2 separate regions of the Homo sapiens genome follow, and region 2 is linked to region 1. A link is an interaction called in ENCODE POLR2A ChIA-PET data of the cell type or tissue named here. Cell type or tissue: A673. All regions are shown on one strand. Links, peaks and the distances in the headings refer to the core of each region. The heading gives the core; the rest is flanking DNA.

What was found. Peaks named below come from ENCODE experiments on the same cell type or tissue, not always from the same donor. Only the 100,000 strongest peaks of a DNase experiment are listed, where the experiment ranks them.
Region 2: POLR2A ChIA-PET joins it to region 1 with 15 read pairs; 6 of 35 experiments call an interaction of 5 or more read pairs at or near these places.

The regions. Positions count from the first base shown.
Region 1 is chr16:67,503,645-67,506,547 of GRCh38, reverse strand. ATP6V0D1-DT (ATP6V0D1 divergent transcript) reads right to left here. Exons shown (of 4, transcript NR_184227.1): 4 at 145-2,523. Among named protein-coding and RNA genes, the nearest start is that of AGRP, 22 kb to the right of the region's middle. RefSeq lists an enhancer at 1,711-1,820. In A673, for the core only: no CTCF peak of the experiment used is centred there; no DNase peak of the experiment used is centred there.
Region 2 is chr16:67,429,506-67,432,408 of GRCh38, reverse strand. HSD11B2 (hydroxysteroid 11-beta dehydrogenase 2) reads right to left here and starts at 1,288. Exons shown (of 5, transcript NM_000196.4): 1 at 896-1,288. The coding sequence starts at 1,160. RefSeq lists silencers at 1,170-1,349, 1,570-1,619. In A673, for the core only: no CTCF peak of the experiment used is centred there; a DNase peak (open chromatin) is centred at 1,278; H3K4me3 peaks cover 730 bases.

The DNA.
Region 1 (2,903 bases), core at 89-2,588:
TCGTACTGTGACTTGTGTCTCTTTTTCCCCGGGCGTGTCCTCAACCTTGGCAAGATAAACCTCTAAATTGATTGAGATGCCTCAGTCACTTTTTGGTTCACACCATTAATATTTACCATGTGAGAAATTAAAACAGAGAAAATGTTTACATGTTTATTAATTTATTTAAAATGATATCATGAAACCATTACATGTTAACACAACTTTTTTTTTTTTTGAGAAGGTGAAGGTGTCTTGCTCTGTTGCCCAGGCTGGAGTGCAGTGGTGCGATCTTGGCTCACTGCAACCTGCCCCTCCCAGGTGCAAGCAATTCTTCTGCTTCAGCCTCTCAAGTAGCTGGGATTATAGGCGCATGCCACCAAGCCCAGTTATTTTTTTTTTTTTTTTTTGAGACGGAGTCTTGCTGTCGCCCAGGCTGGAGTGCAGTGGCGCGATCTCTGCTCACTGCAGGCTCTGCCCGCTGGGTTCACGCCATTCTCCTGCCTCAGCCTCCTGAGCAGCTGGGACTACAGGCGCCCGCCACCTCGCCCAGCTAATTTTTTGTATTTTTAGTAGAGATGGGGTTTCACCATGTTAGCCAGGATGGTCTCGATCTCCTGACCTCATGATCCGCCCGCCTTGGCCTCCCAAAGTGCTGGGATTACAGGCGTGAGCCACCGCGCTCAGCCAGCCCAGCTAATTTTTATATTGTTAGTAGAGATGGGGTTTCATTATGTTGGTCAGGCTGGTCTCGAACTCCTGATCTCAAGTGATCCTCCCACCTCAGTCTCCCAGCGTTGAGATTACAGGCATGAGCCACTGTGCCCAGCCAACACAACATACTTTTAATGAAAAATAACTACATTTTTCCAAACCAAAAAGAAAGTGAAAACAGTGGTATTGTTTTGTATTTTTTGCAAATCTCTTCAATGTCTGGTTTAATATTCTGGTTTAATTCCCATATCTGCTTCTATACTCAACCTGTTTCAACATCACATGTCACAAACAGCCAGGCGCAGTGGCTCACACCTATAATCCCAGCACTTTGGGAGGTGAAGGCGGGAGGATCACTTGAGGCCAGGAGTTGGAAGACCAGTCTGGGCAACATAGCAAGACCCCTCTGTCAGTATAAAAAACAAAATAAAAAAACACATGTCATGTAGCCTCTGGAAAATCCCACTGTACACTCATGAAAGACAAATAATATCTTTTTTTTTTTTTTTGAGACAGTGTCTTGCTCCATCACCCAGGCTGGAGTGCAGTGGTGAGATTTCAGCTCACTGCAATCTCTGCCTCCCGGATTCAAGCAATTCTCCTGCCTCAGCCTCCTCCTGAGTAGCTGGGATTACAGGCATGCATCACCACACCCAGGTAATTTTTGTATTTTTAGTAGAGACTGGGTTTCACCATGTTGGCCAGGCTGGTCTGAAACTCCTGACCTCATTATCCATTTGCCTTGGCCTCCCAAAGTGCTGAGATTATAGGCGTGAGCCACCGTGCCCAGCTGACAAATAACATCTTAATATTACCGTGAACCTAGTGTAGACTTTATGGATACTTCAAAAGGACCGCACTTTGGAAACCACAGAGTTAAACAATATCAAGTCTCATTGGCTTCATGCAATAAAAATGTACTCCAATGAAGACTGGCCAGCTTCCCATGGAGAGCTGGCTTTTTCCATCATGCTGTAAATTATACCATCTGGAATGCGTGGTTTCCAAGTTTACTGAGAGAGAGAAGGGGGCTGGTGAATCAGGTGGGATGCTTTTAAGGGTAGGGCCTGAGCCAGGCACACTGGCTCATGCCTATATGACATCAGCTATTAGGGAGGCTGAGGTGGGAGGATTGTTTGAGCACAGGAGGTTGAGGCTGCAGTGAGTCATGATCACAGCACTGCACTCCAGCCTGGGTGACAGAACAAGACTCAGACCTTTAAATAAAAAAAAGACTAGGGCCTAGAGGTGGGGCATGTCACTGGAAATGTCATCTTCCTGTGTGTCCAGGAAGAGAATTGGGTGTGGTGAACACTTAGCATCTGCTCCACCCCTGGGGTGATCGTGGCGCTCACATGATCCTGTGACCGGAAGCCTCCACAGGGTCACTTCATGAACATTTCTCATGTTTCTGCAGCATTTTCAAACAGTTGCCCTGTTAGTGACAGCAGTTATAACAGGTGACTTTGACTTCGAGCATTTGTCCCATTCAAATTAATTTTTCTATTTTAATTATAAAAGTAATACATGTTCACACACACAAAGCATCATTTCAATGATCAGAAGGACAAAAGAGAAAGATAAACATTACACCCCATGGAACCTCCTTGAACTGTGTCACCACCCGCGAGAAGCATAGTGAATTCTCTCAAAAAGTTTCTTTGCATCTCTAAGCTTACATCTACATCTATTTTTTGGAATGCAGTTGGGGTCATATTATGCATACTGTTCTATAAATCCGGAAGGAGGGGCATTAAGTAGACAAGATGATATGCAGAAGCAGATGGAAGGTAGAAAAACTCCTCTGCATGAATTCAGGGCTCCCTCTGGCTGAAAGAAGAAAAAGAAGAGCGTGGCTGGGGATGTGGCCGTAGAGCAATGACAGTCAGGCCTAGCCTCCCAGCAGCACGCAGGAGAGGCAGCCAGACCCCCAGATGGACTGCCCAGTCCTCACAGGCAGATAGGGTGTGGACAGCCTCACAAAAATGCCTGGGTCCCCAGCACTGCAGAGTCTTCAGCAAGTTGCTGGGCCTAGAGTCGTGACGACTAGGCATGGTGGCCTTCTCAGTGGTCATCTGTGAGGACACATAACCATGGACTAATTCCCCTCCTACCCTCTGCGTGGCATAACCCTGAACAGAGAACAAACACAAGAACAAACCTAGTGCCAGGAGTGGAACCCTGCCTGTTTTTGTATAACCCACAAGTCA
Region 2 (2,903 bases), core at 296-2,795, 74 kb after region 1:
CCAGCGCAAGGACAAAGCCTGGAGCACCTGTCCAAAGCCGTGGGTATTGGCGAGAGACCAGGCTGCTCCTCCCACGATGCAATGGAGTCAGTGCCCCCTGGCCTTTCTCCCCCTCCCCACTTCCGGCGGGCCTCCAGCCCCCCCCCCCCTTCCCCTTCCCTCCCTCTGGTGACAGATTTATTCCCTGCTCCAGACAAAGGAGCTCAGCTAGGCGGCCAGAGGCACCTGAGCCCAGCTCTCTAAGAGCTCCTTCCTGGGCACAGAGGACCAGGAGGGCTTGGGGGTGGGGTGCTGGGTGTAGGCTCCAAACTACTGCCTCAGCAGTTTGGCAGTGGGTGGCTAGACAGAAAGACAGCTGAATGTCCAGCTGCCCCTCACGGTGACCTCTAGCTTTTCTGAACTCCAAGGATCCCAGCCAGTGGGGGATGGGTGGGGTGGGGAAGTTCCCCATCTAAGCTCTTCCCTCTGGCCCGAGGAATGGGAGATGGGTATCTTAGGTGGGGATGTCAGGCAGAGTTCAAGGGGTAACGATCCTCCCTTCTCAAGGCCTCCGAAGTCCCCTGAGACTGCTCTCTTGGGGAAGGGAATGGCATAAACTCTCAAACTCCAGGAGGTTCCCTCTTCTCAGCCACCAGTCAGTTTCCTTCTCGAACCGGCCCACTCCCTGTCTCACTTTCCCTCCAACACTCCCCGCAGCGGCAGGTAGTGAACCCGGGCTTGGGGAGGTGCCCGGCGCTCCCTATTTGGCTCGCTCCCTGCACCCAGGGGTGGAGAACTCTCCCACTCTTGCGCTGAGGAGCCCGCCTTGGCTGTGCCCATGGGGAGTCAGTCCTGTTGAGTGTCCAGTCCCGCCCTCGAGCCTGGAGTCCCCGCGCTCCGCGACCCGCGCACTCACCGGTGATGAGCACCGCGCGAGTGGCCACCGGCAGGCGCTGCGGGCGCGCCAGGCGGGACAACGCGATCCAGCCGGCGGCGGCCAGCACGGCGAGTGCGGCCGGCGGGGGCAGCAGGCGCTGGCACAGCCAGTCGAGCGCGGCCAGCAGCGCCAGCGCCGCCAGCAGCGGGCGGCCCAGACGCAGGTCTGAGCGCAGCAGCTGCAGCAGCGCGCGGGCAGCCACGAGCAGCCAGGCGCCGCCCGACGGCCAAGGCCAGCGCTCCATGGCGGCCCAGCGGGCTGGGGCGGGGCGGGGCGGGGGCCGGGCCGGGGAGCGGGGAGAGAGAGCTTCTAGGCCGGGGCGCGGAGTGCGGGGGTACACCGGCCTGGGGCGCGAGAGGGACACTCGCTTTCTCTGCTCGCCCTCGGGCCGAGCTTATGAAGAGCCCCGGGGGCGGGGGAGAGGGCGGGGAGCGGGAGGGGCGGGGGCGGGGCTTTCCTTCACTTCTCTCCCGGCACCCCCCGCAGGGCAGGTGCTCCCCCCCCGCCCCGCCCCCTCGACCAGATTCGATTTGGAAAAAGCCGGAACAAAGTCCCAAAGTTGCTGCGCTCGAGGAGCCGCCTGGCTGCGGGCGGTGCTTGGGAGAGGGCCCGTCGGTCCAGCCCGGGTGCCCGGCCTCAGCTCTCCGCCGCGCCCCCACCCACACGCCCGGGGCCGCCAAGCCGCCGCGCTCAGGTGAGCACATGCCACTCACGCTTGTTCGGGACACCTGAGGACACGCACAACCGGCATCCCGGTGCCCTTTGCTGATCGCACCACCGCGGCCGCCAAGCCTGCAGGAACACCGCGAGGAACCAGCCGGTGCTCACCCGGTCTCCGCTGCCGCTGCCGCTGCCGCCCGCGCCCGTACACGCGCCGCACTCCCACGTGGTCGGCTGCGCCAGGTCCCTGGCGCACACACCCTAAGGCGCGCTCACCCCTGAGCAGCTCGCGGCCACAAAACCTGCCTGGGACAGGGGCTGGCGGGGGAACAGGACGACCGCTCCCGGTTCTTGGAGTCTCTGCCCCGTCTTTCCCTTTCCTTCCAGGGCTTAAACCTGGGGACGCACAACCCCACTTCCTGCCTCACAAATGTATGTGTGTGGGGGTCAGTGGAGGGTGGGGTGTCAGAGGAAGCACCTAGGTCTCCCATTACTTATGGCCCACCCCCGCCAACCCCAAGAGCCAGGCCAGAGGGACGTCGGTGAAGGCAGCCTCTAGGACAGGGTGGTCCCTGCCTTGCTCCCCTGAACCCCCAGGGGGTAAAATAAGTGGTATGAGTGTGGGTGGATTTTTCTGCCTGCGTGTGTGAAGGTCTCCATGCTTGTGTGTGGCCCAGTGGCCCCCCACCCTGCCCACCCCCGTGTCTGGCACCCTGTGCCTAGCATCCATGCCAGGGCTCTGCCAGGCACTGGGAGTTGGTGCCAGTACCTGGCTGCAGGCTTGATGCTGAGAGCAGTAGGTGTAGCCCTCGACAGAGGGGTCCCTGCTTCCCGTGGGCTTCCAGGCCGTGCTCAGTGCCTCATCCCTGCCCTCCCAAGATCCTGGGAGGTTGTGGACTCCCTGTCACACTTCCTAGCCCTGTTGCTCATTCTCTCTTAGGTGCCCAGGCTCTGCCAGGGTTTCAGGGCAATGCCTCCTCCAAAGCCCTCTCTGCCACCAGACACAGCCCCCTGGTGAGCCAGGGAAATCTCAGGGGAGGCTGGGAGCCAGACCCACCTAAAGGGAGAGTCTCTGGGTGGAGGACCAATTTGCCCTGAGCCACTCCTGTGCCTCCACCTATCCCTCCTCCTAAGGACAGATGACAGGCAAGCCCCAGACCTGGGAGGCAGGACTTGAATGAGGAGGGTGTGTGTGCCTGACCTTGGGTACATGACCTTGTGTGCCTGTGTTTGTAAGCACTTGTGTCCATGGGACTCTGTGGCTTGTCCAGGCCATTTGGTTGTGTCACTCCCTATGCCATGACCCTGTGTGTGCAAGTGAGTACAT